Linked DNA regions of Homo sapiens: region 1 is linked to region 2. A link is an interaction called in ENCODE POLR2A ChIA-PET data of the cell type or tissue named here. Cell type or tissue: PC-9. All regions are shown on one strand. Each heading gives the region's core, and the rest is flanking DNA. Links, peaks and the distances in the headings are about the cores only. Region 1 overlaps ACTR3-AS1 (ACTR3 antisense RNA 1). Region 2 has its middle 30 kb from the start of RABL2A.

Region 1 (15,593 bases), core at 6,958-9,457, 170 kb before region 2:
CAGCGGGTCTGGTCAAGTTAGTTCAGGATGCCTCTCTGTTGTGATTATTTTGTTGGATTTAACTTCTCTAGAACCAAACGTAACCGGTCTCTACATTTCTGGCAATCTCACACCGTTCCTTCAGTGATCCATGCTCGAAATGCATAAATGATCGCTGACTCTTCTTCCCCTGTAGTCCTCATTATCTACTTGATTGAGCCTTTTTGACGCTTACTCATTTTTTTTCTCTTCCCTCCTCCCAGCCAACCATAATTTCAGGTGCTTATTAAAACACACTCAGATTAATCCCCCCAATTAGACCTCTTTGCCTCTTCCTGACCCTCCCAAGGGTCCTGCCCTACTATTAGGTAATGACATAAGACCCAGGAATAAGTATAAGGATTCCCACTGGCCTCCATCCTGGTATTTAAAACAGGCACAGTGCTCACACCTGTAATTCCAGCACTTTGGGAGGCCAAGGCTGGGGGACTGCTTGAGTCCAGGAGTTCAAGGCCAGCCTGGGCAACACAGGGAGAACTCCTCCCCCCACATCTCTACAAAAAAATAAATTGAAAACAAAAAACAAAACTAGCCATTTGTAGTTCCCAACTACTTAGCAGGCTGAGGTGGGAGGATTGTTTGAGCCTGGGAGGTCAAGGCTGCAGTGAGCCATGATTGCACCACTGCACCCAGCCGGGTGAAAGAGTGAGACCCTGTCTTAAAAATAAATAAATTAATGAATTAAACAAAACAGGCCTCACTTTCCTCAGGGAACCCTGGATCCTCTCCCTACCCCGGACACAGTAGGTTCAGTTGGGTGAGTTCTCTGCTTTCCTCTAAACATGTTATGCTCACACTTGGCCCCCAGGGTTTGCACTCAGGGTGCCCAACTCACAGCCATACTGCAAAGTCCCATTTCCTCCTTGAGTCCTTTGCTGATATGCCCTGGTTTACACTGATTCCTACCCTGGCTTTCTTTAGACCCAAAGACATTTAGGCAAGGGCGGATGGGCCATGTTGCTAAGGAGGCTTACACTTGAGGGCCCCTTAACTTGGACAGTCCCCTCCAAGACTGTGTGGCTAATTTTTATTTATAATTTTGTATTGTCTTAAGAAGATCATTTAAATTGTAAAAGCCTCAGGCCCCACGCAATCTGGGTCTGTCCCTGAATTTAGACATTAATTTATATTCTTTTCTTGAAGGATTTTCTAACTGGTTAATGTACAACAAACCTGTTTTCTCAACTTAGTATGAGCTTCTTTGCTAAATAATGCTGTGCAGTATACAGTGTGGTGGTTGAAAGGGTCATCAGTAGAGTCCCACAGACCTGTGTCCAAAGGTCACTTCTGCCGTTTCCTAGAGATGTGGCTTTTGGGCAAGTTTAAATTTTCATCTTCATTGATCTTCAGCTTCCTCAGCTGTTAAATGGGAATGATTATGGTGAAGCTTGCATTATGACTTTCAGAGGCCCAAGGAACTTTTGCCTTCATAGGCCCCTTTCTCCATGAAAATGATTACCAACTATATTTTGTGACTGTGTTGGTAAAAAGGCTAATATAATTCAACAGGGATTCTGTTCTTTTTTTTTCCTTTCTGATGCTAAAATAAACAAAAACATTTTCATGAGCCCCTAATAGTGTCATGGACCCTTGACATAGTGCCTAGTGAGCCTAATGGATAAGTTGACCCTGATTATAGAGCACACAGAGAAGCCTGGTGAATAATAAATGAGACAGTGTACATACAACATTCGACAAAGTGCTGGTGTGTATTAGGTGTTCAGCGGACGTCAGATATTACTTTTGTTATTATTATATGCCTCTTTCATATAGAAATGCTTACTAAATGGGATTGAATAGAGCTTATTTTACACTAAACCATTTGTAGCAATGGGAGTTTGGAAACAGATATCACTTTCTTATATATTATTATAGAATGTCAATTAAAGCTTTTCTGCTTCCCGACTTGGTACCCATCCTGTATTTACAAGCAGTTATTGCCTACGGACCAGGTGCTTAGATGTCTTGAATTTCAACAGAGCTCCTTAAACACTAGGTTCCCAAGCTCCACTCAAGAGATTCTGACTCAGTGGCTCTGGAGGGAGATCTGAAAATAAGTACTTAAAAAAATCTTACTCCCTTGGTGATTTTGAAGAGCAGCTAAATTTGTTGGAAACCACTATCATAGGCAAGCCGGTAGAGGTCAGTGACAGCTGAAAGAGTGGTATACGGGGGCATTAGCTTACCTCTTCCTAAACTCTGTAACACTCACCCTCAATCACTGCAAATAAAATGAAGTGTCTGCTATGCAAATGCAGCTTCCAGACAAGTCCCCTACGCACTCCCTTCCCAATCAGATTGTACCACTAGCCCCCCTTAGTAAAGTAATTTTGGAGCAGTCTGCAGAAGAGATATAATTCATATTGTAGCTTTCAAGGAACTTCCAGGATAGAGATCAACACAAAACCAAGGTAGCATACTTTTAAGATTTTAAGGACCAAATGGGTACTGTGGACATTGAGCACTCAGAAGAGGAAGCAATCATGATAGACTGAGTTGCTGGGGGAGCCTCAAAGTGAAGAGTGACTTATGTTGAATCATGAAAGAAGGTGGACCTGAGACATTGAGACACGAAAAAAAGAATAATAGACTGGGGGTTAGGGGATGCAGGAATAAAACTGGCTTTGCCACACGCTAGCTGGGTGTCTTTGAAAATGAAGATATGAAAAAATGTAAACCTGTCAACACCTATTCCAAACAAGAGAAACCTGGTATAAAAATGCTAATATTTGCAAAAATACAATTTAAGACAAAAAAGCATTATTAAGAATAAAGAGGGGGCCGTGTGCGGTGGCTCACACCTGTAATCCCAGCACTTTGGGAGGCCGAGGCGGGCAGATCACAAGGTCAAGAGATCGAGATCATCCTGGCTAATATGGTGAAACCCTGTCTCTACTAAAAATACAAAAAATTAGCCGTGCCTGTAGTCCCAGCTACTTGGGAGGCTGAGGCAGGAGAATTGTTTGAACCCAGGAGGCGGAGGTTGCAATGAGCCAAGATTGCGCCACTGCGCTCCAGCCTGGGCAACAGAGCGAGACTCCGTCTAAAAAAAATAAAAAATAAAAAAATAAAGAGGGATACAACACCCTGATAAGGAACAGTTCACCAAGAGGATAGAATCATCATGTACTTGTATGCACTAAAAAAAGAAAAAATGTCCTGGAATATGTTAATTCTCAAACTGGGAGAATTGACACATGCACATCAGATAATGATGGATGAACTATTTAAAACATAATAAGGACAAAGAATAAGTGATTTGAACAAGAAGGAAAAACCAAGGCACAGAGCAATGAAATAACTTGCCCAAGGTCTTGTAGCTAGTAAGTGAAGAGCTGGGATCCAGACCCAGGAAATCTGCTTTTATGCCACCCTCAGCTAAAGTTTCATCTTGAGTGATAGAGCCTTAAAATGTGTTTACACCAAAAAGAAATATTAAGGATAAGTCAATTAAGCATTTAATATACAATTCAAGAAGTTAGAAAAGAAAGAAGAGGCCGGGCGCAGTGGCTCAAGCTTGTAATCCCAGCACTTCGGGAGGCTGAGGTGGGCAGATCACGACCTCAGGAGTTTGAGACCAGCCAGGCCAAAATGGTGAAACCTCTTCTCTACTAAAAATACAAAAATATTAGCTGGGCATGTTGGCCCGTGCCTGTAATCCCAGCTACTTAGGAGGCTGAGGCCGGAGAATCGCTTGAACCTGTGAGACGGAGCTTGCAGTAAGCCGAGATCATGCCACTACACTCCAGCTTGGGCGACAGAGCGAGACTCCATCTCAAAAAAAAAAGAAGAAAAGAAAAGAAAGAAGAAATATCCAAAAGGAAAGAGAATGCAAAGTAAAAACAAGAATAAAAAAGAAGCTGGGCACAGTGGATCACACCTGTAATCCCAGCACTTTGGGAGGCTGAGGGAGGGCAGATCTCTGGAGCCTAGGAGTTGGAGACCAGCCTGGGCAACATGGCGAAAACCCATCTCTACAAAAATTACAAAATTAGCCAGGATGGGAGACATGCATGTATGGTTCCAGTTACTCGGGAGGCTGAGGTGGGAGGATCACCCAAGTGCAGGAAGTTGAGGCTGCAGTGAGCCATGAAAATGGTAACTATGTGAGGTGATGGATATGTCAATTAATTTTGTTGTGGTGATCATTTTACAATCACATATTGATATATGTATCAATATGTTTTGATACATATATCAAAACATCAAGGCCAGGTGTGGTGGCTCACACGTGTAATTCTAGCATTTTGGGAGGCTGAGGTGGGAGGCTTGCTTGAGCCCAGAAGTTGGAGACCAACCTGGGCAACATAGTGAGACCCTGTCTCTATAAATAAATAAATAAATAAAATAATAAGAAAGTTTGAAGGGTCATTTTGTTTTATAGTATACATATAATCATATAACTTTGCTATTTGCATATGGAGGGCGACAGTGAATATTCATTATCAAGAAGGGCTTTGGATTCAGAAAAGGTCGGATTTTTTATTCCAATTGAAAATGGTCTGGAAATACACATGCACAGTTGTTTGTCCTCGTTCACTGTCTCTTTCTTTCTCTCTCTCTCTCTTTTTTTTTTTTTTTTTGAGACGGATTTCACTCTGTTGCCAAGGCTGGAGTGCAGTGGCACAGTCTCGGCTCACTGCAACCTCTGCCTCCCAGGTTCAAGGGATTCTCCTGCCTCGGCCTCCCGAGTAGTTAGGATTACAGGCATGTGCTGCCACGCCCAGCTAATTTTGCATTTTAGTAGAGACAGGGTTTCTCCATGTTGGTCAGGCTGGTCTCAACCTCCCAACCTCAGGTGATCCGCCCGCCTCGGCCTCCCAAAGTGCTGGGATTACAGGCATGAGCCACCGCCTCCCACCTGCAGTTGGCTGTTTGTTGTTTTTTTGTTTCTTTGTTTTGTTTTTTTATGCTGCCCCGCCCCCTCTGGTTCTTTGTTTTACAGAAAAAAACAGGCCCAAATTGAAGGCTATTCTTTGACATAACTGGCCAACACTCTTCAAAAATGTTAATGTTGTGAAAATAAAGATTGAGAAACCATTAATGCTAATTTCCTGATATTAATCATTGAATATTTATTATTAATTAGTCTGAAACTATGTTATAATAGTTACTACGTATACATAGACTATGTAGAAACTTTGTGCTCCATTGCTAACAGAGTGCACATTGATGCAATTTCCCTGAAGGATAATTTGGCAATACCCTTCAAAAGCAGAAACGTACATACTTTTTGATCAAAAATTCCGCTTATAAGCAATTGTCCTACAGAGTTGGTTTCACATGTGTGAAATGGTTTAAATAAAATTGCGTATTCATTATAAGGGCAGCAGGCCAGGCGTAGTGGCACAAACCTGTAATTTCAGCACTTTGGGAGGCCGAGGTGGGCAGATCACTTGAGGTCAGAAGTTCCAGACCAGCCTGGGCAACATGGTGAAACCTCGTCTCTGCTAAAAATACAAAAATTAGTCGGGCGTGGTGGCACATACCTGTAATCCCAGCTATTCAGGAGAGTGAGGCAAGAGAATCGCTTCAACCTGGGAGGTGGAAATTGCAGTGAGCTGAGCTCATACCTTTGCCCTCTAGCCTGGGCGACAGACTTAGACTCTATCTCAAAAGAAAAAAAGAAAAAAGACATTGTAAGGGCAGAGTTTGGAAGCAATGTACATAACAGTAATGGGATTTTTTTTTTTTTTTTTTTTTGAGATGGAGTCTCCCTCTGTCACCCAGGCTGCAGTACAATGGCGCGGTCTCAGCTCACTGTACCCTCCGCCTCCTGGGTTCAAGTGATTCTCCTGCCTCAGCCTCTGGAGTAGCTGGGATTACAGGCGCCCGCTACCATGCCTGGCTAATCTTTGTATTTTTAGTAGAGACGGGGTTTCACCATGTTGGCCAGGCTGGTCTGGAACTGCTGACCTCGTGATTCGCCTGCCTCGGCCTCCCAAAGTGCTGGGATTACAGGTGTGAGCCACTGCACCCGGCCAGTAATGGGATGGTTTTAAGTAAATTATGATATACTTTTAAAATATAGTAAAATGGACACAATAGATTCCTATAAATGTACTTTTCTGGAAAGAATCCCAAGAATAGGGTTATTATTAACAGAAAAAAGTAAAGCATAGAACATTTGGTAGAATATGCCCCTATTTGTGTGTGGGAAAAGGTATATGTGTATGTATGTATATGCATTTATTTTATTATGCACCTATCTATATTTTGTATGCACATATACACATATATTTGTATACTTCTGTATATGTTTATATACATATATTTGTATACATTGGTATATGTATATATTTGTAAATTAATAGGATAGCTCTCTAATGATGCCTAAGAAAGTTGAGAAAATTTTGGCCTCAGAAAGGAACTGAGTTGCTGGAAGAGAGAGGGTAAGGGAGACTTACCTCAGTATTTCCAGTATTTCACTTTGTGTTTTGTGCAAAATATGAGTATTCCTATCTTTAAAAAATTAATTAATAAAAATACTATGTAGAATGTTAGAGAGCCAATATGAAATCAATAGAAAAGAGTGAACATTTTTTAATAACATCAGTGCAAGCAGATGGAGAAGGAACTTGTACTGAACAATTCTCCAAATATAGAAATAATTTGATTTTTTTTCTCCAAAGGCAGAAGAACAAGGGGCAGGAAGCCAGAGAAAGTTAGACAAACATGGCATGTTCAGAAATCTGTTTCCAGCTTAAAGGTTATCTTTTTATAGGATGAGGATTATCACGTGATCCATTTCTTCTTTTTCAAAACCAAAGTAAAGTGGTTAATTTTATGGTATATAAATTATACCTCAATTTAATAAATACATTAACTTTTAAGATGTTAAGGATGATGATACATTCATCGGCCATCATATTAGCCGGGCGTAGTGGCATGTGCCTGTAATCCCAGGTACTGCAGAGGCTGAGGCAGGAGAATTGCTTGAAGCTGGGAAGCCGAGGTTGCAGGGAGCCGAGATCGTGCCACTGCACTCCAGCCTGGGTGACAGAATGAGACCCTGTCTCAAAATAAATAAATAAATAAAATTTAAAAAATCAAAATTACTATATAATAATAGTTAAAATAAAAAGTTTAATACCAAAAAAATTTATTTAGCAATAAAATGAAAGAAAGTTTGTTTTTTTTTGAGACAGAGGTTTGTTCTGTCGCCCATGCTGGAGTGCAGTAGTGTGCTCTCAGCTCACTGCAACCTCTGCCTCCCGGGTTCTAGTGATTCTCCTGCCTCAGCCTCCCAAGGAGCTGGGATTACAGGTGTGTGCCACCACACCCAGCTAATTTTTGTATTTTTAGTAGAGACCGGGTTTCACCACGTTGGCCAGGCTGGTCTCGAACTCCTGACCTCAAGTGATCCCCCCTGACTCACCTCCAAAAGTGCTGGAATTACAGGCATGAGCCACCGTGCCCAGCCAGAAAGGGAAGTATTGATACCTGCAACAACTTGGATAAATCAGAAAGGCATTATGCTAACTGAAAGAAGCCAGTGTTCAAGATTAGAGGCTGTCAGACTCCGTTCACATGACATTCTCAAAGACAAAACTATAGGAAGAAAGAACAGGTTAGTGGTTTTCGGAAGCTAGGGCCAGGTGAGTATGAAGGGAGAACAGGAGGGAGTTTTTAGGGAGTGATGGAATTGTTCTGTATCCTTATCATGGTGATCTGCTGGGTGCGGTGGCTCACGCCTGTAATGCCAGCACCTTCAGAGGCCGAGGCGGGCGGATCACTTGAGGTCAGGGGTTCAAGACCAGCCTGGCCAACATGGTGAAACTCTGTCTCAATTAAAAATACAAAAAATTAGCCGGGCATGGTGGCAGATGCCTGTAATCCCAGCTGCAGGGGAGGCTGAGGCCGGAGAATTGGTTGAACCTGGGAGGCGAAGGTTGCAGTGAGCCAAGATCATGCCATTGCACTCCAGCCTGGGCAACAGAGTGAGACCCTGTCTCAAAATAAATAAATTAATTAATTAATTAAATTTAAAAACTCAAAACCACTACATAATAATATTTAAAATAAAAAGTTTAAAAAGCAAACAAAAAACCCCAAATAGAGTTGTATCAACGAGGTTTTGCTTGTGATTTGATTTTGTGGCCGTAATTGTCCTGTTCTCTTTCAACACAATAACCCTAACCCTCTCCCTGTTTCTTTCAGAAAGAGCGAGGGAGTAATTCTAGCCTGTTTTTACAAGAACACAGTGGCTATAGACAGTAAGTACTCTCCCATGTGAAAGCACCAGCTAATTAGACTTTGGTGGATGGTCATGACGTACCCAGTGACATGCTTTTACAGTTCGTTGTCATTGTTCTAGGTGCCAGTGTGAAGATGACTCAGCAAACGTGGAGAACCAAAGATTCTAGGGCAGCACCAAAACTGGGAAAGCAATTACAGCAGAAGTTGCCTTCCCCATGGTAGCTTAGCAACTTCGTGTCTCTCCAAGGCAGAGAGGAAAATCAAGTCTAACAGGCCTTCCCGAAGGCTAGGTGTGAAATACCAGAAGCCATCTTTGTTTCTGGCGATGTCACTAAATAAGTATTTGTTGATATAAAGTATTACACATCTGTTCTCCCACATTTCAGCTAAATTGCCAAAAGTTAACCCTTTCTGGAGATCCAGAATGGAGCAATATACCTAGCTCTCATTCATTATTTCCCTTGCTGATATTCTTGCATAGCTTTTAGTTTATGCATTTGTCCCAAATAAACCTAGAAAAAGCCACTTGTCGTAGGACAAGATGAGCTGATGATTTGAATCACTCCCCCACTGAGGAAGAAACCATCTGTGGAAAAGACTGTATAAGGTACTTCCTGGTTGAACGGTAGGGCTCTGGAGTCAGAAGTCTTGAATTTGAATCCCAGCCCTGAAATGTATCAGCTGTGTGCCCTTAGGTAAGTAACTGAACTTCTCTGGCTTCAGATCCCTCTGTGTGTGTGTGTGTGTGTGTGTGTGTGTGTGTGTGTGTGTGTTTTGTTGTCGTTGTTGTTATTGAGACAGAGTCTCACTTTGTCGCCCAGGCTGCAATGCAGTGGCGCTATCTCAGCTCACTGCAACCTCTACCCCCCGGGTTCAAGCGATTCTCATGCCTCAGCCTCCCAAGTAGCTGGGACTACAGGCGCCCACCACCATGCCTGGCTAATTTTTTGTATTTTTAGTAGAGACAGGGTTTCACCATGTTGGCCAGGCTGGTCTTGAACTCCTGACCTCAGGTGATCAGCCTGCCTTGCCCTCCCAAAGTGCTGGGATTACAGGCGTGAGCCACCGCAATTGGCCCTCTCTGTTCATTGTAGGTGCTGAAAGGAACCCAGTGAACTAGTGATAATACTTATCATGTACCTAGTGCCAGGTCTGATGCTTAATTCATATTCAGAAAGTAGAAGCAATTTTCATGTGATAGGTCATTAATGCCAATTTTATGTATCTGCAAATGAGGATGTGGGGGGTTCCAGGAAGTTATTTAAATGCTTTTGGTGCACAGTTCCTTTACCCTGCCTAGGGTTACCTACAACATACCTTTGGGGAACTTTGCCTGCTTCTTTGCTAGGCTGGGGTCCCATTCTCTTGGATCCTCTGCTAATCTGCCGATCAATCTTGTAGAGATTGCAGAGATGTTAATGACTTTATTTGACTTTTCTACTTAGAGACAGATAGATTAAGAAGTGTTTCAGGCTGTGGCCAGCTGGGACCATTCAGCAGCCTTCAGGGAACGCCTCTTTTAGCACAGGTCAGCCTGGCAGCCTGGGCTGTGGCCCCTGTGTGAATTGGCCTCTTGCACTAGAGATGGTTGGGTGGGTGGCTGAGGCTGCCTTCTCATACTCCAGGGTCTTTGTTCATATTTATGACACCTACATTTCTGCTTCCCTTTCTTACTTCTCCCTTCCCAGATCGGAGTGGAATAGAGCTCATTAAAGCTTTATAGGGGTAGTGCCAATAGAGAACTTTAGGTCTGGGGAAGAATCATTAGTAAAGATCGACCGTGTGCTCTGGGTGCCTTTAGGCAGCCACTGTTTCCATTGGTGTTTAATATTTATTGCTTTCTCATAATCTTCCAGCTGCTATCTTGTCACTGTTAGGAAGACTGGGGAAAATGTCCTATGGATATTTATTTTCTACCACATATTTAGTATATCACTTGAAAGTTTGAGTTCTGTGTTTCTTATATAACTTATGAATAATAAAATAAAAATCATCACTATTGCTTTCAGGCCAGATATACTTTTATTGCACAACATGTATTACGTACAAGAATATCACAAGATTTGGAAATGTTAGTCCTAGAAGAGTTTGACACAACGCAATGATAAGACAGTATGAAAAATGGAGCTATGAATAAAAAAGAATCCATAAGTCCCCAGAGCCTATGAGTATGTTATGTTGCATAGTGATGTAGTTTGGATGCCTGTCCTCTCCAAATCTCATATTGAAATGTGATCCCCAGTGTTGGAGGTGGGGTCTGGTGGAAGATGTTTGAATTATAGGGGCTGATTCCTTATGAATGGTTTGGTACCCACCCCGTGGTAATGAGTGAGCTCTCATTCTGGTAGTTTCTGTGAGAGCTGGTTGTTTAAAAGAGCCTGGCACCTCCCCTTCCTCTCTTGCTCCCTCTCTGTCTTGCCATGTGACACTCCTGCACCCCTTTACCTTCTGCCATGATTGGAAGCTTCCTGAGGCCCTCACCAGAAACCAATGCCTACACCATGCTTCCTGTACAACCTGCAGAGCCCAAATAAACCTCTTTTCTTTATAAATTAACCAGTCTCAGGTATTCCTTTATAGCAATGCAAATGGACTAACACACGTAGCGAGGAGGAATTAAGGTTGCACATGGAATTAAGGCTCCTAATGAGCTGACTTTAAGATAAGGAGATTATCCTGGATTATCTGCATGGGCCCAGTGTAATCACAAGGATCCTTTTAGTAGAAGAGGGAGCCCAAAGAGTGAGGCAGAAAGAGATTTGAAGATGCTACCTGCTGTCTTTGAAGATGGAGGAAAAGAGCCACAAGCTAAGGAATGCAGAAATTGGAATAGAAAAAGGCAAAAAACACAGATTCTCCCCCAGAGCCTCCAGAAGGAATGTAGTCCTGCCAACACCTTGATTTTAGCTCCATGAGACCCAGTTCAAACTTCTGACCTCCAGAACTACAGGGTAATAAATTTGTGTTGGTTTATGTCAACAAGTTTGTGCTAATTTGTTGCAGCAGCAGTAGGAAACTAATACACTACTGCTGAGGGCTTATGTCAATAAAGACAATACTGATATGAAAATACCTGTAATATAATTACAAACACAAATATCAAGTGCTTAGTGGACAAGGAGAGAAGAGCCTTCCCCCATGCAGAGTTCAGATGTTGCTTGATGATGGAGTTTACATGGGAAATTATATTATAAGTTACAGGTATTTAATATGTATAGCAACCCCATGACATAGTGACTGTCTGCAATTTAGAGAGGAGGAAACAGATAAGAGAAGTTGTACCATGACCCACAGCTAGTTAATTGAAAGAACTAGGATTTATAACATGCATTGACTGTATCCATAGCCTGTTGTTTCAGCCACTGGGCAATTTTGCCTCTCGCTTCAATGGTTGGTCAAGGGGATATGAATGGGTCATCAACAGTATCTACTAAATACCTCAAATCAACATGCGCCAAACTGAATTCATGATCTTAACCTCCAAGACTGCTCTTTCTCCTGGGTTTCCTGCCTCACTAAATGATCTCACTGCCAACCCAGAACCTTGAGCCTTTTCAGTATTACGCTAGATTCCTCCCTTTCCTAAACCATCCATATCACGTCTGTCACCAAGTCTTGTCAATTCCACCTTTAAGCTTTTCTCAAATCCACCCAGTCTGTGCCTTCCACCACCAATACATAATCTCAGGCTACCACCATCTCTCACCTGGATGCCTCATTGGTCTTTCCAACTCCCGTCTCCAGACTTTGTCTCTTCTAATCCATTTGCAATAAAACAATCAAAGTGGTCTCCAGAAACATACATTCAATTATGCATCTTATCTGCTAAAAACCATTCAGTGACTTTCCCTGAGGATAGAGGCCACAAGTCCTAACAGGTGTTTCTAGACATTCCAGGACCTTGCACAACTTCACACCTTATTCCTTTCCTGTTCAACAATTCCCTAAAAAATGTGTCTTTTCCCTTCACCTACAGACATACTTTCTACCCTCAGTCCTTCAAATATGCCATGCTCTCTCCACTCTCAGGGCCTTTGCTCACCCTCTCTTCCTCTAGTTATGACTTACGATCCCTGAGATCAAAATTACAAGTCATTTCTTTAAGAAAGTCTTCTCTGATCTCCTTTTCTTTTCTTTTCTTTTTTTCCTTTTATTATACTTTAAGTTCTGGGATACATGTGCAGAACGTGCAGGTTTGTTACACAGGTATACACGTGCCATGGTGGTTTGCTGAACTCATCAACCCATCATCTACATTAGGTATCCTAATGCTGTCCCTCCCCCAGCCCCCCACCCACCATTAGGCCCTGGTATGTGGTGTTTCTCTCCCTATGTCCATGTGTTCTCATTGTTCAACTCCCATTTATGAGTGAGAACATGTGGTGTTTGGTTTTCTGTTATCTGTATGATTCCCACAGCATCTGGTATGTCCTTATCATGGTATTTCTCACCCTGAATTGTAAGCTGTTTACCTGTCTAGATCCATCTCCCTCTCCATAACTGAGAGCTCTGTTAGGTAAGAACTGTATCAGACTTGATCATTGTTGTATCATCAGTACACAGTACTACCTGGCACATAGTATATACCTATGGAGCAGATAAATACCATTGTTCACTGAGTGAGGGAAAAAAAGTTTTCTGCATCCTATGGCAAAAGTGATAAACATGTAAATCTGGCTGGCTATTGACTGTCTCCCAAATGCCTGAAATCTGAGAGTTCAAAGCAGTTTTTTTCTTTAAACACCACATACCAAAGAAAAGGCCTCTCTTTGAAGTCAGCCTAGGAAGCCCAGGGCCAGGAGAAAGTGTGGTATGAATAGGCCTACCTCCCACCTGCTGCTGGAGGAATTTATCACAACTCTGAAGAGTATCCAAGAAGATACGTTTCCCGGAAAATCAAACCAAAGATCTTTCCAGAGCCCTGACTTTTAGTAATCCAGTACAATCGGTCTATTCATCTTTCTGGTAATGATTTCTTTCCCCCTCAAAGCACTCAATTCATTTTCCATCACTGACATGTAATCCAGAAATAATAGAGGTTAGTCTTGTATAACTCATATCCAAAAAGGGAAAGTGCCAACACCCTGAAAGAAAAGCTCTGAATTAAGTATTCCCAAAAATAATTCTCAGCAGATCTGGGGGATGTGAAAAGGCCTATTCAGTTGTCGATGATAATTCTTTTTGCTGTTTATTATAAATGTGGTTCCCCGATAGAAAGCGTTGAGTTTAAAAACACTACTCTGGCACAGTCCTTGTAATTACATCCCAGGATTCAAATCTGAAAATTGTTTCTAGTTCTATTTTCTAATAAAGTCTTACTCAGTGGTGCTAATACTTGAAATTGGTCTTTAAGAACTCTTAAAAAAAAAAAAAAAAAGGACCAGGCGTGGTGGTGCATGCCTATAATCCCAGCACTTTGGGAGGCTGAGGCTGGTGGATCACCTGAGGTCAGGAGTTCAAGACCAGCCTAGCCAACATGGTGAAACCCCATCTCTACAAAAATACAAAAATTAGCCAGGCATGGTGGTGGGCGCCTGTAATCCCAGCGACTCAGGAGGCTGAGGCAGGAGAATCGCTTGAACCTGGGAGGCAGAGGTTGCTGTGAGCCAAGATCATGCCACTGCACTCCAGCCTGGGAAACAGAGTGAGAATGTGTCTCAAAAAAAAAAAAAAAAAAAAAAAGAACTTTAAACTCCCACTGTGTGGCAATGCACAGTCAAACACATGATCAGACCCCCAGTGAGCATGTATCAGGAGTGAGAAATAAATCTTTGTTGTTTTAGCCATTAGGATTTGGGGATTCTTTGTTTCTATAGAAGTAATAATTTCCTATCAATCCTTTGACTTAAAAGCCACTTCAGAAGTGAACAGAAAAATCAGGCAGCTTGGAGAAAAAAGAAAGCCCAGTTCTATTACTGAAAGGGCTAGTTTGGAGAATAAAGCATAGACATTAGACAAAATCGGGTTCCCTAATAACTTCCCTCTAAATTGATCCAACCCATCCCAAACTTTAGGTCTCTCCACTGTAGGGCCAGATCCTGATATAAAAAGCGTATTACTTCATGGAGATTCAGAAGGAGGGGTTCTTGAGGAGAGGCAGGACAGAGAAACAGAATACAGCAAAGGGACTCAGCTGAGCACGCTCTGTTCCTTCTCCCTACTCTTCAACGAGACACGGCACTCCTCCCCGGAAGTATTCCCACACTTTCCCTTCCTGAGGAGAGGAACTTCTTTCCCTGCATTGAAAAACTCACAGTTGAAACAATGGAAAGTTGATCCATTTAAGCCCAAAGTAAGGTGGGAGGAACACGCAAGGCCTTCTTGCACCTTAAACTATTTTTGAATTTGTAGTTACTACAATTATGTAGTGTGACATCTATCCTAGGACGTGGATGGTTCAAAGGCATCTATTTTCAAGGAAAGCAGGATCCTGTACTGTTTCCGAAGCTGTGAGAAGCTGGATCAAATAAAACTATATCTGGGTAATAATAGCTTTATCTGGCCAGGTGCAGTGGTTCACGCCTGTAATCCCAGCACTTTGGGAGGCCAAAGCAGGTGGATCACCTGAGGTCAGGAGTTCAAGACCAGCCTGGCCAACGTGGTGAAACCCTGTCTCTACTAAAAATACAAAAATTATCTGGGCACGGTGGTGCACCCCTGTAATCCCAGCTATTTGGGAGGGTGAGCTATGAGAATTGCTTCAACATGGGAAGCAGAGGTTACAATGAGCTAAGATTGCACCACTGCACTCCAGTCTGGGCAACAGAGCGAGGAAAAGTCCTTAAAAGACAACCTGAATAGAGGGACGTGAGAGGGAAAGAGGCAGTCCTATTATTTCGGCTTAATGAAAGAGGGCCCTGGGCCTGAGGACAGGCGTACCAGCCTCAGGTGTTGTGGTAGCAGATGATAGAAGCCCACGTCCTCTTCTCATCTGCTTTCCTCAGCAGCTGCCTCCTTCATTTACCAAATGAAGTTTAACAGGATGCACTGAAATCCAAGATTTTCTTTTAGGTTTCATTATAGAAGTAGTATGGAATTTGGCTTTAAGTTAATGACAAAGAAGTGTATTGCTGAGGAATGGGACACCACTGACGCTGAGCAGTTTTAAGCAAGAGGAGAAGCATGATGTAGTGACGCCTTGGAAAAAACAACCAACTCATCCTATGATTGTCATGTGGAATCTATCAACTGAGTAACAAACGTGTTTGACTTCCAAAGCCATAAAATGCCTTTGGCATCTGCCAATTGTAAAACTGTCTGGCTCTCTCTATTTTTCTCTCTCTTGTAGAAAGTCAGGATACATAGATAGATAGATAGATAGATAGATAGATAGATAGATAGATAGATAGATAGAT
Region 2 (15,593 bases), core at 7,355-9,854:
CCAGACACTTGACATTCTCTAAATACTAAGCATACAAAATGCAAGGCCCCGTGCAGAAGCCGTAACAGCGGCAGCTTGGGATTCACCCTCAGTGACCCTGAGCCAGACACAGAGCCAGGTGGGCCAGCACGTAGAAGTATGGGGCAAGGTGTGCTGCGGTCACAAAGGGGTTTTGGACAAGTGGGGGTGGAGCTACAGCAGCAGCAGCTTTTTTCTACCCCAGAGACTTCACTGCTTCTCTTCTGAGCTTTCTGTGATCCAGAGTTGATTTTCTTGGTTCTCTCTCCCCATAAATGCTCCTTGTCCTTAGTTTCTTCCCTCCCCAGTGATGGAGAAAATCTTACCCTGGGCCTATCATCTATAGCTGACATCTGGGCCTCCTTGGAGAGACAGGGCCTACTCTCAAGGAACACTCTGTGAGAGGCCATAGACTGGGTGGAGAATTCAAGCCGTGATTCCTGGAAACTTCACATGCACATTAATATGGTGACATACCACATAATCTCCTGATCTTTCACCATTCACACTACTCTATGACTTGCTTTTCCATTTAGCAAATATAGAGATATTTGTATGCTAGTGTGTACAGGCCCATCTTATGTCTCTAAATTGATCTTCCACAATAGGGATACTTATAAGACAAAGTGGCACAGTTCTTTCCTAGGAAGGAATGTTTAGCCTTCCATGCATGAGAGTGCCCATTTCCCTACATCTAAGCCGACACTGTTCTTATCAAATGTGTCTATCTTTACCAATGTAATAGATGTTCCAATTTTCATTTTTAAAATTGACGCTCTTTGATCTGCCTTCATGTTCCTATGGATAGTTTAACCCTGAAAAGGTTAAACTTTCAGATCGTGAAGCAGGTGTCTCCTGCTCATAGTGACAGGAGAAATGGAAGAATGACCAGCTGTGTGACAAACCAAAACTCCAGGGACCTAGACATCTAAGGGGTGTGCCCACCTAGACATCCGAGGGGTGTGCCCACCTAGACATCCGACGGGTGTGCCCACCTAGACATCCGACGGGTGTGCCCACCTAGACATCCGAGGGGTGTGCACACTTAGATATCTGAGGGATGTGCTCACTGTTTTCTCATGGGACAGCTAAGCAAATGAAAAGTATTTGTAAAAACTGAATTCATAATGAAGTTTACTGATAGGAACAATAAAAGAAAATGGTTTGACAGTGGCTAAACTGTACAGGGCAAGACTCTGATGCCAGAACAGTGGGCGCGGCAGGGATCATGCACAATATTGACACTCACAGAGGCAGAGGTCCTCGCTGTGCCTCTCATCAATATAGGAAATCTTACAATATTTGCAAGGGAAAACGTTCTGGTGAATCCAATCTTAGCAAATTTACAATGGAAATGTGAAAAAATGAAAACGGTTCATCTTTAATACGTAGAAAACTGACCAAGAAACAGAAGTTAGCTTAATGGAGTTTACTCCAGAAACTCTATTCTTGGTAAAGAATCATCAGTGATCTAATTCTGGACACTACACATCGGTTTTTGCATGGGCATGTGCTTTCATGTCTCTTGGGTAAATACTTAGGGGTGGAATGGCTGGATCATACGGTGGGTGTAAGTTTTGACATACAAATGCATCCCCGAAGCAATCACCACAACCAAGAGAGTGAACACGTCCGTCACTCCCTAAAGTTTCCTTGTGGCACTTTGCAATCCCTCCAGCCTGTCCCCTCTCCTGCCCCAGGCAATGTCTGGTCTGCTTTGTCTTATATCAATTTGCTTTTCTCATAATTTTATATGAATGAAACCCTATAGCAAGCCCTTTTTAAAATCAATCTTCTTTCACTCAGCATAATCATTTTGAGATTCATTTTGTGTATCGGTGATTTATTTCTTTCCATTGCTGAGTATTTCATCACACGGCTATACCACAGTTTGTTTTCCTATCTACCTGTTGATGGACATTGGATTGTTTCCAGTCTGGGCTATTACAAATGAAGCAGCTATGCGCACTCAAATACAGGGATTTGTATGGGCATACATGTTCATATCTCTTGGCTAACCATGTGTGTGAGGAATGGCTGGTAGGTATATGTTAAAAAGCACTTTTTGAAAAACATTGAGTGTTTTTTCAAAGTGATTGCAACATTTCACAGTCCCACCAGCAGTATATGAGAGTCCCGACTCTTCCACATCCTTGACAAGATTTGGTATGGTCAGTCTTTTTTATTTTCTTTTATTATTATTATACTTTAAGTTTTAGGGTACATGTGCACAATGTGCAGGTTTGTTACATATGTATGCAAGTGCCATGTTGGTGTGCTGCACCCATTACCTCGTCTTTTAGCATTAGGTACATCTCCTAATGCTATCCCTCCCCCCTCCCCCTATCCCACAACAGTCTCCGGAGTGTGATGTTCCCCACCCTGTGTCCAAGTGTTCTCATTGTTCAGTTCCCACCTATGAGTGAGAACATGTGGTGTTTGGTTTTTTGTCCTTGCGATAGTTCGCTGAGAATGATGGTTTCCAGTTTCATCCATGTCCCTACAAAGGACGTGAACTCTTCATTTTTTATGGCTGCATAGTATTCCATGGTGTATATGTGCCACATTTTCTTACTCTAGTCTATCGTTGTTGGACATTTGGGTTGGTTCCAAGTCTTTGCTATTGTGAATAGTGCCACAATAAACATACGTGTGCATGTGTCTTTATAGCAGCATGATTTATAATCCTTTGTGTATATACCCAGTAATGGGGTGTCTGGGTCAAATGGTAGTTCTAGTTCTACATCCCTGAGGAATCGCCACACTGACTTCCACAATGGTTGAACTAGTTTACAGTCCCACCAACAGTGTAAAAGTGTTCCTATTTCTCCACAACCTCTCCAGCACCTGTTGTTTCCTGACTTTTTAATGATTGCCATTCTAACTGGTGTGAGATGGTGTCTCACTGTGGTTTTTACTTGCATTTCTCTGATGACCAGTGATGATGAGCATTTTTTCATGTGTTTTTTGGCTGCATAAATGTCTTCTTTTGAGAAGTGTCTGTTCATATCCTTTGCCCACTTTTTGATGGGGTTGTTTTTTCTTGTAAATTTGTTTGAGTTCATTGTAGATTCTGGATATTAGTCCTTTGTCAGATGGGTAGATTGCAAAAATTTTCTCCCATTCTGTAGGTTGCCTGTTCACTCTGATGGTAGTTTCTTTGGCTGTGCAGAAGCTCTTTAGTTTAATTAGATCCCATTTGTCAATTTTGGCTTTTGTTGCCATTGCTTTTGGTGTTTTAGACATGAAGTCCTTGCCCATGCCTATGTACTGAATGGTATTGCCTAGGTTTTCTTCTAGGGTTTTTATGGTTTTAGGTCTAACATTTAAGTTTTTAATCCATCTTGAATTAATTTTTGTATAAGGTGTAAGGAAGTGATCCAGTTTCAGCTTTCTACATATGGCTAGCCAGTTTTCCCAGCACCATTTATTAAATAGGGAATCCTTTTCCCATTTCTTGTTTTTGTCAGGTTTGTCAAAGATCAGATGGTTGTAGATATGTGGCATTATTTCTGAGGGCTCTGTTCTGTTCCATTGATCTATATCTCTGTTTTGGTACCAGTACCATGCTGTTTTGGTTACTGTAGCCTTGTAGTATAGTTTGAAGTCAGGTAGGGTGATGTCTCCAGCTTTGTTCTTTTGGCTTAGGATTGACTTGGTGATGCGGACTCTTTTTTGGTTCCATATGAACTTTAAAGTAGTTTTTTCCAATCTTGTGAAGAAAGTAATTGGTAGCTTGATGGGGATGGCATTGAATCTATAAATTACCTTGGGCAGTATGGCCATTTTCATGATATTGATTCTTCCTACCCATAAGCATGGAATGTTCTTCCATTTGTTTGTATCCTCTTTTATTTCATTGAGCAGTGGTTTGTAGTTCTCCTTGAAGAGGTCCTTCACATCCCTTGTAAGTTGGATTCCTAGGTATTTTATTCTCTTTGAAGCAATTGTGAATGGGAGTTCACTCATGATTTGGCTCTCTGTTTGTCTGTTATTGGTGTATAAGAATGCTTGTGATTTTTGTACATTGATTTTGTGTCCTGAGACTTTGCTGAAGTTGCTTATCAGCTTAAGGAGATTTTGGGCTAAAACAATGGGGTTTTCTAGATATACAATCATGTCATCTGCAAACAGGGACAATTTGACTTCCTCTTTTCCTAATTGAATACCCTTTATTTCCTTCTCCTGCTAATTGCCCTGGCCAGAACTTCCAACACTATGTTGACTAGGAGTGGTGAGAGAGGGCATCCCTGTCTTGCGCCCGTTTTCAAAGGGAATGCTTCCAGTTTTTGCCCATTCAGTATGATATTGGCTGTGGGTTTGTCATAGATAGCTCTTATTATTTTGAGATACATCCCATCAATACCTAATTTATTGAGAATTTTTAGCATGAAGGGTTGTTGAATTTTGTCAAAGGCCTTTTCTGCATCTATTGAGATAATCATGTGGTTTTTGTCTTTGGTTCTGTTTATATACTGGATTACATTTACTGATTTGCGTATGTTGAACCAGCCTTGCATCCCAGGGATGAAGCCCACTTGATCATGGTGGATAAGCTTTTTGATGTGCTGCTGGATTTGGTTTGCCAGTATTTTATTGAGGATTTTTGCATCAATGTTCATCAAGGATATTGGTCTAAAATTCTCTTTTTTGGTTGTGTCTCTGCCAGGCTTTGGTATCAGGATGATGCTGGCCTCATAAAATGAGTTAGGGAGGATTCTCTCTTTTTCTATTGATTGGAATAGTTTCAGAAGGAAGGGTACCAGCTCCTCCTTGTACCTCTGGCAGAATTAGGCTGTGAATCCATCTGGTCCTGGACTTTTTTGGTTGGTAAGCTATTGATTATTGCCACAATTTCAGAGCCTGTTATTGGTCTATTCAGAGATTCAACTTCTTCCTGGTTTAGTCTTGGGAGGGTGTATGTGTAGAGGAATTTATCCATTTCTTCTAGATTTTCTAGTTTATTTGTGTAGAGGTGTTTGTAGTATTCTCTGATGGTAGTTTGTATTTCTGTGGGATCGGTGGTGATATCCCCTTTATCATTTTTTATTGGGTCTATTTGATTCTTCTCTCTTTTCTTCTTTATTAGTCTTGCTAGCGGTCTATCAATTTTGTTGATCTTTTCAAAAAACCAGCTCCTGGATTCATTATTTTTTTGAAGGGTTTTTTGTGTCTCTATTTCCTTCAGTTCTGCTCTGATTTTAGTTATTTCTTGCCTTCTGCTAGCTTTTGAATGTGTTTGCTCTTGCTTTTCTAGTTCTTTTAATTGTGATGTTAGGGTGTCAATTTTGGATCTTTCCTGCTTTCTCTTGTGGGCATTTAGTGCTATAAATTTCCCTCTACACATTGCTTTGAATGTGTCCCAGAGATTCTGGTATGTTGTGTCTTTGTTCTCGTTGGTTTCAAAGAACATCTTTATTTCTGCCTTCATTTCGTTATGTACCCAGTAGTCATTCAGGAGCAGGTTGTTCAGTTTCCATGTAGTTGAGCAGTTTTGAGTGGGTTTCTTAGTCCTGAGTTCTAGTTTGATTGCACTGTGGTCTGAGAGACAGTCTGTTATAATTTCTGTTCTTTTACATTTGCTGAGGAGTGCTTTACTTTCAACTCTGTGGTCAGTTTTGGAATAGGTGTGGTGTGGTGCTGAAAAAAATGTATATTCTGCTGATTTGAGGTGGCGAATTCTGTAGATGTCTATTAGGTCCGCTTGGTGCAGAGCTGAGTTCAATTCCTGGGTATCCTTGTTAACTTTCTGTGTCGTTGATCTGTCTAATGTTGACAGTGGGGTGTTAAAGTCTCCCATTATTATTGTGTGGGAGTCTAAGTCTCTTTGTAGTCACTAAGGACTTGCTTTATGAATCTGGGTGCTCCTGTATTGGGTGCATGTATATTTAGGATAGTTAGCTCTTCTTGTTGAATTGATCCCTTTACCATTATGTAACGGGCCTTCTTTGTCTCTTTTGATCTTTGTTGGTTTAAAGTCTGTTTTATCAGGGACTAGGATTGCAACCCCTGCCTTTTTTTATTTTCCATTTGCTTGGTAGATCTTCCTCCATCCCTTTATTTTGAGCCTATGTGTGTCTCTGCATGTGAGATGGGTTTCCTGAATACAGCACACTGATGGGTCTTGACTCTTTATCCAATTTGCCAGTCTGTGTCTTTTAATTGGAGCATTTAGCCCATTTACACTTAAAGTTAATATTGTTATGTGTGTATTTGGTCCTGTCATTATGATGTTAGCTGGTTATTTTGCTCGTTAGTTGCTGCAGTTTCTTCCTAGCCTTGATGGTCTTTACATTTTGGCATGTTTTTGCAGTGGCTGGTACCGGTTGTTCCTTTCCATGTTTAATGCTTCCTTCAGGAGCTCTTTTAGGGCAGGCCTGGTGGTGACAAAATCTCTCAGCATTTGCTTGTCTGTAAAGCATTTTATTTCTCCTTCACTTATGAAGCTTAGTTTGGCTGGATATGAAATTCTAGGTTGAAAATTCTTTTCTTTTTCTCTTTTTGGTAGCACAGTGAGTGGAGTTTATTTTTATAATTTGTAGAAAATTGACATTTATATTTCAAAACTTATATTACAAAATTATCAGCAGCAGTCTTAAGCATTTCAACAATGCTGATAGATTCCACTTTGCTAACACAAACAAGGCTATTATACCATGTTCGAAAAGCAAGACTTGTTCCAAGAGGGCCTATTATCATACATCTGCCTCACTGCTCAGGACCCGTTTGTGACTGTGTCTTCTTCCATCTCTTCTTCACCATCACCAGTGGGCCCCGATTTGCGTTCTCTGCCAGGGATCTGACCAGACTGCAGCAACCCCTTCAGCCGCTCCACTTCAGCCAGAGTTGAAGCATTTGCTATAGCATTCTTGATTGTTTCTACATCCCCTGGCGATGGCCCACCTTTCTTTTTGTCAGTTGGCAAACCAGCACCTGGATTAAAAGTTTTGCTTCTCCTGGCAATATCCTTTGCAAGCTGTGCACCCCGTTTGCCCTTGAACATTTTCTCTGCTTCCTGACGCTCTTTTAGTTTCACTTTCTGGAAATCCAGTACTCTGACTTGCGGAACTTTATAAATCACATACAATCTGTAATGCTTCTTATTGGTTACCAGATTTCTTAGGATACTTAGGTAAGTCAGCGATTTGAGAGATGCCAGAGGGTCCAGATCACCCAGTTCCACGAGCCTATTATTGGTGAGAATGAGTTCTGTCAGACAGGGCAGAGCCTGATCAAGTCCCTCACCTATACGGCATATTCTGTTGTTGTTCCCTAACAATGTTTTCAGTCTTCTCAACAAAGGAAAACCATCCAGTTTCCTGATCTCATTGTCAGAAAAATCAATAGCATCAAACTGGTCTAACGTAGCACCTAGATTTTCAATGACGGGAATTTTATACCCCCGGAGGTCCAGCTCCCGGTCGCGCACTGCGTTGGTGTACTGCGCCGCCTGCTCGATCAGCTCCGCCGTCAGCTTGACCATCCTGCAGCCTCCGGTTCCCCCGCGCTGTGGAAAGCTGAAAATTCTTTTAAGAATGTTGAATATTGGCCCCCACTCTCTTCTGGCTTGTAGAGTTTCTGACGAGAGATCCGCTGTTAGTCTGATGGGCTTCCCTTTGTGGGGAACCCAACCTTTCCCTCTGGCTGCCCTTAACATTTTTTCCTTCATTTCAACTTTGGTGATTCTGACAATTATGTGTCTTGGAGTTGCTCTTCTCCAGGAGTATCTTTGTGGCATTCTCTGTATTTCCTGAATCTGAATGTTGGCCTGCCTTGCTAGATTGGGGAAGTTCTCCTGGATAATATCCTGCAGAGTGTTTTCCAACTTGGTTCCATTCTCCCCGTCACTTTCAGGTACACCAATCAGATGTAGATTTGGTCTTTTCACATAGTCCCATATTTCTTGAAGGCTTTGTTCGTTTCTTTTTATTCTTTTTTATCTAAACTTCCCTTCTTGCTTCATTTCATTCATTTCGTCTTCCATCACTGATACCCTTTCTTCCAGTTGATCGCATCGGCTCCTGAGGCTTCTGCATTCTTCACGTAGTTCTCGAGCCTTGGCTTTCAGCTCCATCAGCTCCTTTAAGGACTTCTCTGCATTGGTTATTCTAGTTATCCATTCGTCTAATTTTTTTTTCACAGTTTTTAACTTCTTTGCTATTGGTTTGAATTTCCTCCTGTAGCTTGGAGTAATTTGATCATCTGAAGCCTTCTTCTCTCAGCTCGTCAGTCATTCTCCGTCCAGGTTTGTTCCGTTGCTGGTGAGGAGCTGTGTTCCTTTGGAGGAGGAGAGGCGCTCTGCTTTTTAGAGTTTCCAGTTTTTCTGTTCTGTTTTGTCCCCATCTTTGTGGTTTTATCTACTTTTGGTCTTTGATGATGGTGATGTACAGAAGGGTTTTTGGTGTGGATGTCCTTTCTTTTTGTTAGTTTTCCTTCTAACAGACAGGACCCTCAGCTGCAGGTCTGTTGGAGTACCCGGCCATGTGAGGTGTCAGTCTGCCCCTGCTGCGGGGGGTGCCTCCCAGTTAGGCTGCACGGGGGTCAGGGACCCACTTGAGGAGGCAGTCTGCCGGTTCTCAGATCTCCAGCTGCGTGCTGGGAGAACCACTGCTCTCTTCAAAGCTGTCAGACAGGGACATTTAAGTCTGCAGAGGTTACTGCTGTCTTTTTGTTTGTCTGTGCCCTGCCCCCAGAGGTGGAGCCTACAGAGGCAGGCAGGCCTCCTTGAGCTGTGGTGGGCTCCACCCAGTTCGAGCTTCCCGGCTGCTTTGTTTACCTAAGCAAGCCTGGGCAATGGCGGGTGCCCCTCCCCCAGCCTCGCTGCCGCCTTGCAGTTTGATCTCAGACAGCTGTGCTAGCAATCAGCGAGACTCCGTGGGCGTAGGACCCTCCGAGCCAGGTGCGGGATATAATCTCGTGGTGCGCCGTTTTTTAAGCCCGCAGGAAAAGCACAGTATTTGGGTGGGAGTGACCCGATTTTCCAGGTGCGTCCGTCACCCCTTTCTTTGACTCAGAAAGGGAACTCCCTGACCCCTTGCACTTCCCGAGTGAGGCAATGCCTCGCCCTGCTTCAGCTCGTGCACGGTGCGCTGCACCCACTGTCCTGCGCCCACTGTCTGGCACTCCCTAGTGAGATGAACCGTCAGATGGAAATGCAGAAATTACCCGTCTTCTGCGTCGCTCACGCTGGGAGCTGTAGACCGGAGCTGTTCCTATTGGGCCATCTTGGCTCCACCCCCCTGGTCAGTCTTTTTAATTTTAGTCATTCTGATAGGTGTGTGATAATATTTCACTGTGGTTTTAATTTGCATTTGCTTAATGACTGGTGATGTTAAGCATATTTCCTGTGCTCATTGTCATCCATATATCTTCTTTGGGGAAGTGTCTGTTCAAATCTCTTGCCTATTTAAAAACTTCTGTTGTCATCTTTTTATAGAGTTTTGAGAGTTCTTTTTACATGCTGAGTGTAAGTTCTTTGTCAGCTGTATGCATTGTAAATGTCTTCTCCAAGTCAGAGCTTGCTTTTTAATTCTCTAAATGGTGTCTTTTGGAGCTCAGCAGTTTTAAACTTTGAGGGAGTACAACTAATCACTTTATTCTTTATTGTTACATATTATTTGGTATATCTATTCATTTATTTAGGACTTCCTCAGTTCTCTCAGCAATGTTTTATAGTTTTGAGTGTGCAGGTTTTTCACATATTTTGTCAGAATTATTTATTTATCAGAATTATTTATAAGTATTTCATATTCTGATACTCAATTGTTGATTCCTAGTATACAGAAATACAGTTGATTTTTGTGTGGTTATCATGTATCTTGAAATCATGGATCATGCTTTTGGTGTGTGATCTAAGAGATTTTTGCTTAACCCAAGGTCACAAAAATGTTCTTTTATGTTTTATTCTAGAAATGTTAGAATTTTAGGTTTTTCACTTAGGTTTATGATCCATTTTGAGTTAATTTTTGTATTTCGCATGAACTTGGATTGAATTTTTTTTTTTTTTTTTCCTGAGACATAGTTTCACTCTTGTTGCCCAGGCTGGAGTGCAGTGGCATGATCTCAGCTCACTGCAACCTCTGCCTCCCGGGTTCAAGTGATTCTCCTACCTCAACCTCCTGAGTAGCTGTGATTACAGGCACTCACCACCACGCGTGGCTAATTTTTTTGTATTTTTAGTAGAGATGGGGTTTCACCATGTTGGTCAGGCTGGTCTTGAAATCCTGACCTCAGGTGATCTGCCCATCTCAGCCTCCCAGAGTGCTGGGGATTATAGGCATGAGCCATCGTGCCCGGCTGAAAATTCTTTGGTATATGATGTCCAATTGCTCCAGCACTATATGTTGAAAAGATTTTCCTTTTTCCATTGAAATGCCTTTGTACCTCTGAAGAAAATCAGTCGTTCATATATGTCTGGTTCTGCTTTTGAGCTATTTTGTTCCTTTCATGTATTTGTTTATCTTGACACCAGTACCACACCATCTTACTGCAAATGGGTTTATAATAAGTCTGGAAATCAGGTAGTATACATCTTCCAACATCTGTGTTTTCTTAAAGCTGTTTTGGCGGGTTTAGGTCCTTTATATTTTTCCATATGAGTTTTAGCATCAGTCTGTTGATTTCTACAATAAAAATTCTGGCCGGGCTCGGCGGCTCATGCCAGTAATCCCAGCACTTTGGGAGGCCGAGGTGGGTGGATCATGAGGTCAGGAGATCGAGACCATCCTGGCTAACAAGGTGAAACCCCATCTCTACTAAAAATACAAAAATTAGCCGGACATGGTGGTGCACGCCTGTAATCACAGCTACTCAGGAGGCTGAGGCAGGAGAACGGCGTGAACCCGGGAGGCAGGGCTTGCAGTGAGCCGAGATTGTGCCACTGCACTCCAGCCTGGACAACAGAGCGAGATTCCGTCTCAAAAAAAAAAAAAAAATTCTGCTGAGATTCAGAAATCCCATTACTGGGTATACATCTAAAGGAATATAGATTTCAACAGGAAATCAGTACGTTAAAGAAATATTTGCATTCCTTTGTTCATTGCAGCACTGTTAACAATAGCCAAGATATGGTATCAACCTAAGCATCCATCAACAAGATGAATGGATCAAGAAAATGTGATATATATACACAGAGGAATACTACATAGCCATCAAAAGGAGATTTTATTATTTGTGAAAATGTGGATGAACTGGAGGACATTAGGTGAAATAAGCCAGATACGGAAAGATACATGCTGCATGATGTCACTTATATGTGGAATGTAGTAAAGTCTAAGTCATAGAAACAGAGTAAAATGGTGGTTTCCAGAGGCTGGGGGGTGGGAAGATTGGGAGACTTTGGTCAAAGGACACAAAATTTCAGTTATTCAGGAGCAGTAAGTTCAAGACATGTATTACACATCATGGTGACTATAGTTAATAACAATGTATTGTACACATAAAAATTGCCAAGAGAGTGGATTTTAAGTGTTTTTACTATAAAGAAAATGAAATGATAATTATGTGAGATAATGTTAAATAGCTTGATTTAGCCATTCCACAATGGATACATATATCAAAACATCATGTTGTATATCAGAAATATATACAATTTTTGCTTGCCAATTGAAAGAATTAACTTAAAAGAATCTGCTGATGTTTTCATTGGATTGTGTTGAATTTGCAGGTCAATTTGGGAAGACATGACACCCTAACAATACTGCGTCCTCTGAGTCATGAGCTCAGTGTATCTATTCATTTATTTCGTGTACTGTGTCCTCTGAGTCATGAGCTCAGGGTATCTATTCATTTATTTAGGGTACTGCGTCCTCTGAGTCATGAGCTCAGGGTATCTATTCATTTATTTAGGGTACTGCGTCCTCTGAGTCATGAGCTCAGGGTATCTATTCATTTATTTAGGGTACTGCGTCCTCTGAGTCATGAGCTCAGTGTATCTATTCATTTATTTAGGGTACTGCGTCCTCTGAGTCATGAGCTCAGGGTATCTATTCATTTATTTAGGGTACTGCGTCCTCTGAGTCATGAGCTCAGGGTATCTATTCATTTATTTAGGGTACTGCGTCCTCTGAGTCATGAGCTCAGTGTATCCATTTATTTAGGGTACTGCGTCCTCTGAGTCATGAGCTCAGGGTATCTATTCATTTATTTAGGGTACTGCGTCCTCTGAGTCATGAGCTCAGGGTATCTATTCATTTATTTAGGGTACTGCGTCCTCTGAGTCATGAGCTCAGGGTATCTATTCATTTATTTAGGGTACTGCGTCCTCTGAGTCATGAGCTCAGTGTATCCATTTATTTAGGGTACTGCGTCCTCTGAGTCATGAGCTCAGGGTATCTATTCATTTATTTAGGGTACTGCGTCCTCTGAGTCATGAGCTCAGGGTATCTATTCATTTATTTAGGGTACTGCGTCCTCTGAGTCATGAGCTCAGGGTATCTATTCATTTATTTAGGGTACTGCGTCCTCTGAGTCATGAGCTCAGGGTATCTATTCATTTATTTAGGGTACTATGTCCTCTGAGTCATGAGCTCAGGGTATCTATTCATTTGTTTAGGGTACTGTGTCCTCTGAGTCATGAGCTCAGTGTTTCCATTTATTTAGGTTACTGTGTTCTCTGAGTCATGAGCTCAGTGTGTCTATTCATTTATTTAGGGTACTGCGTCCTCTGAGTCATGAGCTCAGGGTATCTATTCATTTATTTAGGGTACTGTGTCCTCTGAGTCATGAGCTCAGGGTATCTATTCATTTATTTAGGGTACTGTGTCCTCTGAGTCATGAGCTCAGTGTATCCATTTATTTAGGGTACTGTGTCCTCTGAGTCATGAGCTCAGTGTGTCTATTCATTTATTTAGGGTACTGCGTCCTCTGAGTCATGAGCTCAGGGTATCTATTCATTTATTTAGGGTACTGTGTCCTCTGAGTCATGAGCTCAGGGTATCTATTCATTTATTTAGGGTACTGTGTCCTCTGAGTCATGAGCTCAGGGTATCTATTCATTTATTTAGGGTACTGCGTCCTCTGAGTCATGAGCTCAGGGTATCTATTCGTTTATTTAGGGTACTGCGTCCTCTGAATCATGAGCTCAGTGTATCTATTCGTTTATTTAGGGTACTGTGTCCTCTGAGTCATGAGCTCAGGGTATCCATTCATTTATTTAGGGTACTGTGTCCTCTGAGTCATGAGCTCAGGGTATCTATTCATTTATTTAGGGTACTGTGTCCTCTGAGTCATGAGCTCAGTGTATCCATTTATTTAGGTTACTGTGTCCTCTGAGTCATGAGCTCAGTGTGTCTATTCATTTATTTAGGGTACTACGTCCTCTGAGTCATGAGCTCAGGGTATCTATTCATTTATTTAGGGTACTGCGTCCTCTGAGTCATGAGCTCAGTGTATCTATTCATTTATTTAGGGTACTGCGTCCTCTGAGTCATGAGCTCAGGGTATCTATTCATTTATTTAGGGTACTGCGTCCTCTGAGTCATGAGCTCAGGGTATCTATTCATTTATTTAGGGTACTGCGTCCTCTGAGTCATGAGCTCAGGGTATGTATTCATTTATTTAGGGTACTGCGTCCTCTGAGTCATGAGCTCAGGGTATCTATTCATTTATTTAGGGTACTGCGTCCTCTGAGTCATGAGCTCAGGGTATGTATTCATTTATTTAGGGTACTGCGTCCTCTGAGTCATGAGCTCAGGGTATCTATTCATTTATTTAGGGTACTGCGTCCTCTGAGTCATGAGCTCAGGCTATCTATTCGTTTATTTAGGGTACTGCGTCCTCTGAGTCATGAGCTCAGGGTATCTATTCATTTATTTAGGGTACTGTGTCCTCTGAGTCATGAGCTCAGGGTATCTATTCATTTATTTAGGGTACTGTGTCCTCTGAGTCATGAGCTCAGTGTATCCATTTATTTAGGGTACTGTGTCCTCTGAGTCATGAGCTCAGTGTGTCTATTCATTTATTTAGGGTACTGCGTCCTCTGAGTCATGAGCTCAGTGTATCTATTCATTTATTTAGGGTACTGCGTCCTCTGAGTCATGAGCTCAGGGTATCTATTCATTTATTTAGGGTACTGCGTCCTCTGAGTCATGAGCTCAGGGTATCTATTCATTTATTTAGGGTACTGCGTCCTCTGAGTCATGAGCTCAGTGTATCTATTCATTTATTTAGGGTACTGCGTCCTCTGAGTCATGAGCTCAGGGTATCTATTCATTTATTTAGGGTACTGCGTCCTCTGAGTCATGAGCTCAGGGTATCTATTCATTTATTTAGGGTACTGCGTCCTCTGAGTCATGAGCTCAGGGTATCTATTCATTTATTTAGGGTACTGTGTCCTCTGAGTCATGAGCTCAGGGTATCTATTCATTTATTTAGAGTACTGCGTCCTCTGAGTCATGAGCTCAGGGTATCTATTCATTTATTTAGGGTACTGTGTCCTCTGAGTCATGAGCTCAGGGTATCCATTCATTTATTTAGGGTACTGTGTCCTCTGTGCCATGAGCTCAGTGTATCTATTCATTTATTTAGGGTACTGCGTCCTCTGAGTCATGAGCTCAGTGTATCCATTTATTTAGGGTACTGCGTCCTCTGAGTCATGAGCTCAGTGTATCTATTCATTTATTTAGGGTACTGTGTCCTCTGAGTCATGAGCTCAGGGTATCTATTCATTTATTTAGGGTACTGTGTCCTCTGAGTCATGAGCTCAGGGTATCTATTCATTTATTTAGGGTACTGTGTCCTCTGAGTCATGAGCTCAGGGTATCTATTCATTTATTTAGGGCTGCTTCAATTTCTCTCAGCAATGTTTTGTAATTTTGAGTGTGCAGGTTTTTCACATATTTTGTCAGAATTATTTCTCAATATTTCGTATTCTGATATTCAATTGTTGACTGCCAGTATACAGAAATACAATTGATTTTTGTGTGGTTCCCATGTATCTTGAAACCATGCCAAGTTCATTTATTAATTCTGGTGCTCTGTAGCTGCCACTGGATTTCAACATAGACAATCAAGTCTTCTGTGAATAAAGACAGTGTTATTTCTTTCTTTATTTTTGAGATGGAGTCTCGCTCTGTCTTCCAGGCTGGCGTGCAGTGGCACAATCTTGGCTCACTGCAACTTCTGCCTCCCAGGTTCAAGTGATTCTCCTACCTCAGTCTCACGAGTAGTTGGGACTACAGGCATGTGCCAGAACGCCTGGCTAATTTTTGTATTTTTAGTAGAGATTGGGTTTCACCATGTTGGCCAGGCTGGTCTTGAACTCCTGACCTCGGGTGAACCACCCAACTCGGCCTCCCAAAGTGCTGGGGTTACAGGTGTGAGCCTCCACGCCCAACCTTATTTATGTTTTTCTATCTGAAAGCCCTTGTTTTTCTTGCCTTATTTCACAGTACAATGCTGAATGGAAGTGGTGAGAGTGGACATTCTTGTTCCTGAGCTTAAGCATGAAAAGCTTCAGTCTGTTGCCATTAAGTGTGATGTTAACTGTGGGTTTTTCACAAATACCATTTATTAGGCTGAGGATATTTTATTCTCTAAGAAAAATATAGAGGTTTATATTTTTGCTAAGAGGTTTA

What was found. ChIA-PET counts read pairs that join two places held together with the same protein. Peaks named below come from ENCODE experiments on the same cell type or tissue, not always from the same donor. Only the 100,000 strongest peaks of a DNase experiment are listed, where the experiment ranks them.
Region 1: POLR2A ChIA-PET joins it to region 2 with 5 read pairs; 2 of 35 experiments call an interaction of 5 or more read pairs at or near these places.

What each region holds. Positions count from the first base shown.
Region 1 is chr2:113,824,192-113,839,784 of GRCh38, reverse strand. ACTR3-AS1 (ACTR3 antisense RNA 1) reads left to right here. Exons shown (of 5, transcript NR_110174.1): 4 at 8,200-8,255; 5 at 8,357-8,602. Among named protein-coding and RNA genes, the nearest start is that of ACTR3, 58 kb to the left of the region's middle. RefSeq lists an enhancer at 7,810-9,009. In PC-9, for the core only: no CTCF peak of the experiment used is centred there; a DNase peak (open chromatin) is centred at 8,514; H3K27ac peaks cover 1,241 bases.
Region 2 is chr2:113,649,816-113,665,408 of GRCh38, reverse strand. It overlaps the pseudogene SNRPA1P1. Among named protein-coding and RNA genes, the nearest start is that of RABL2A, 30 kb to the right of the region's middle. RefSeq lists an enhancer at 8,978-9,535. In PC-9, for the core only: no CTCF peak of the experiment used is centred there; no DNase peak of the experiment used is centred there; H3K4me3 peaks cover 1,254 bases.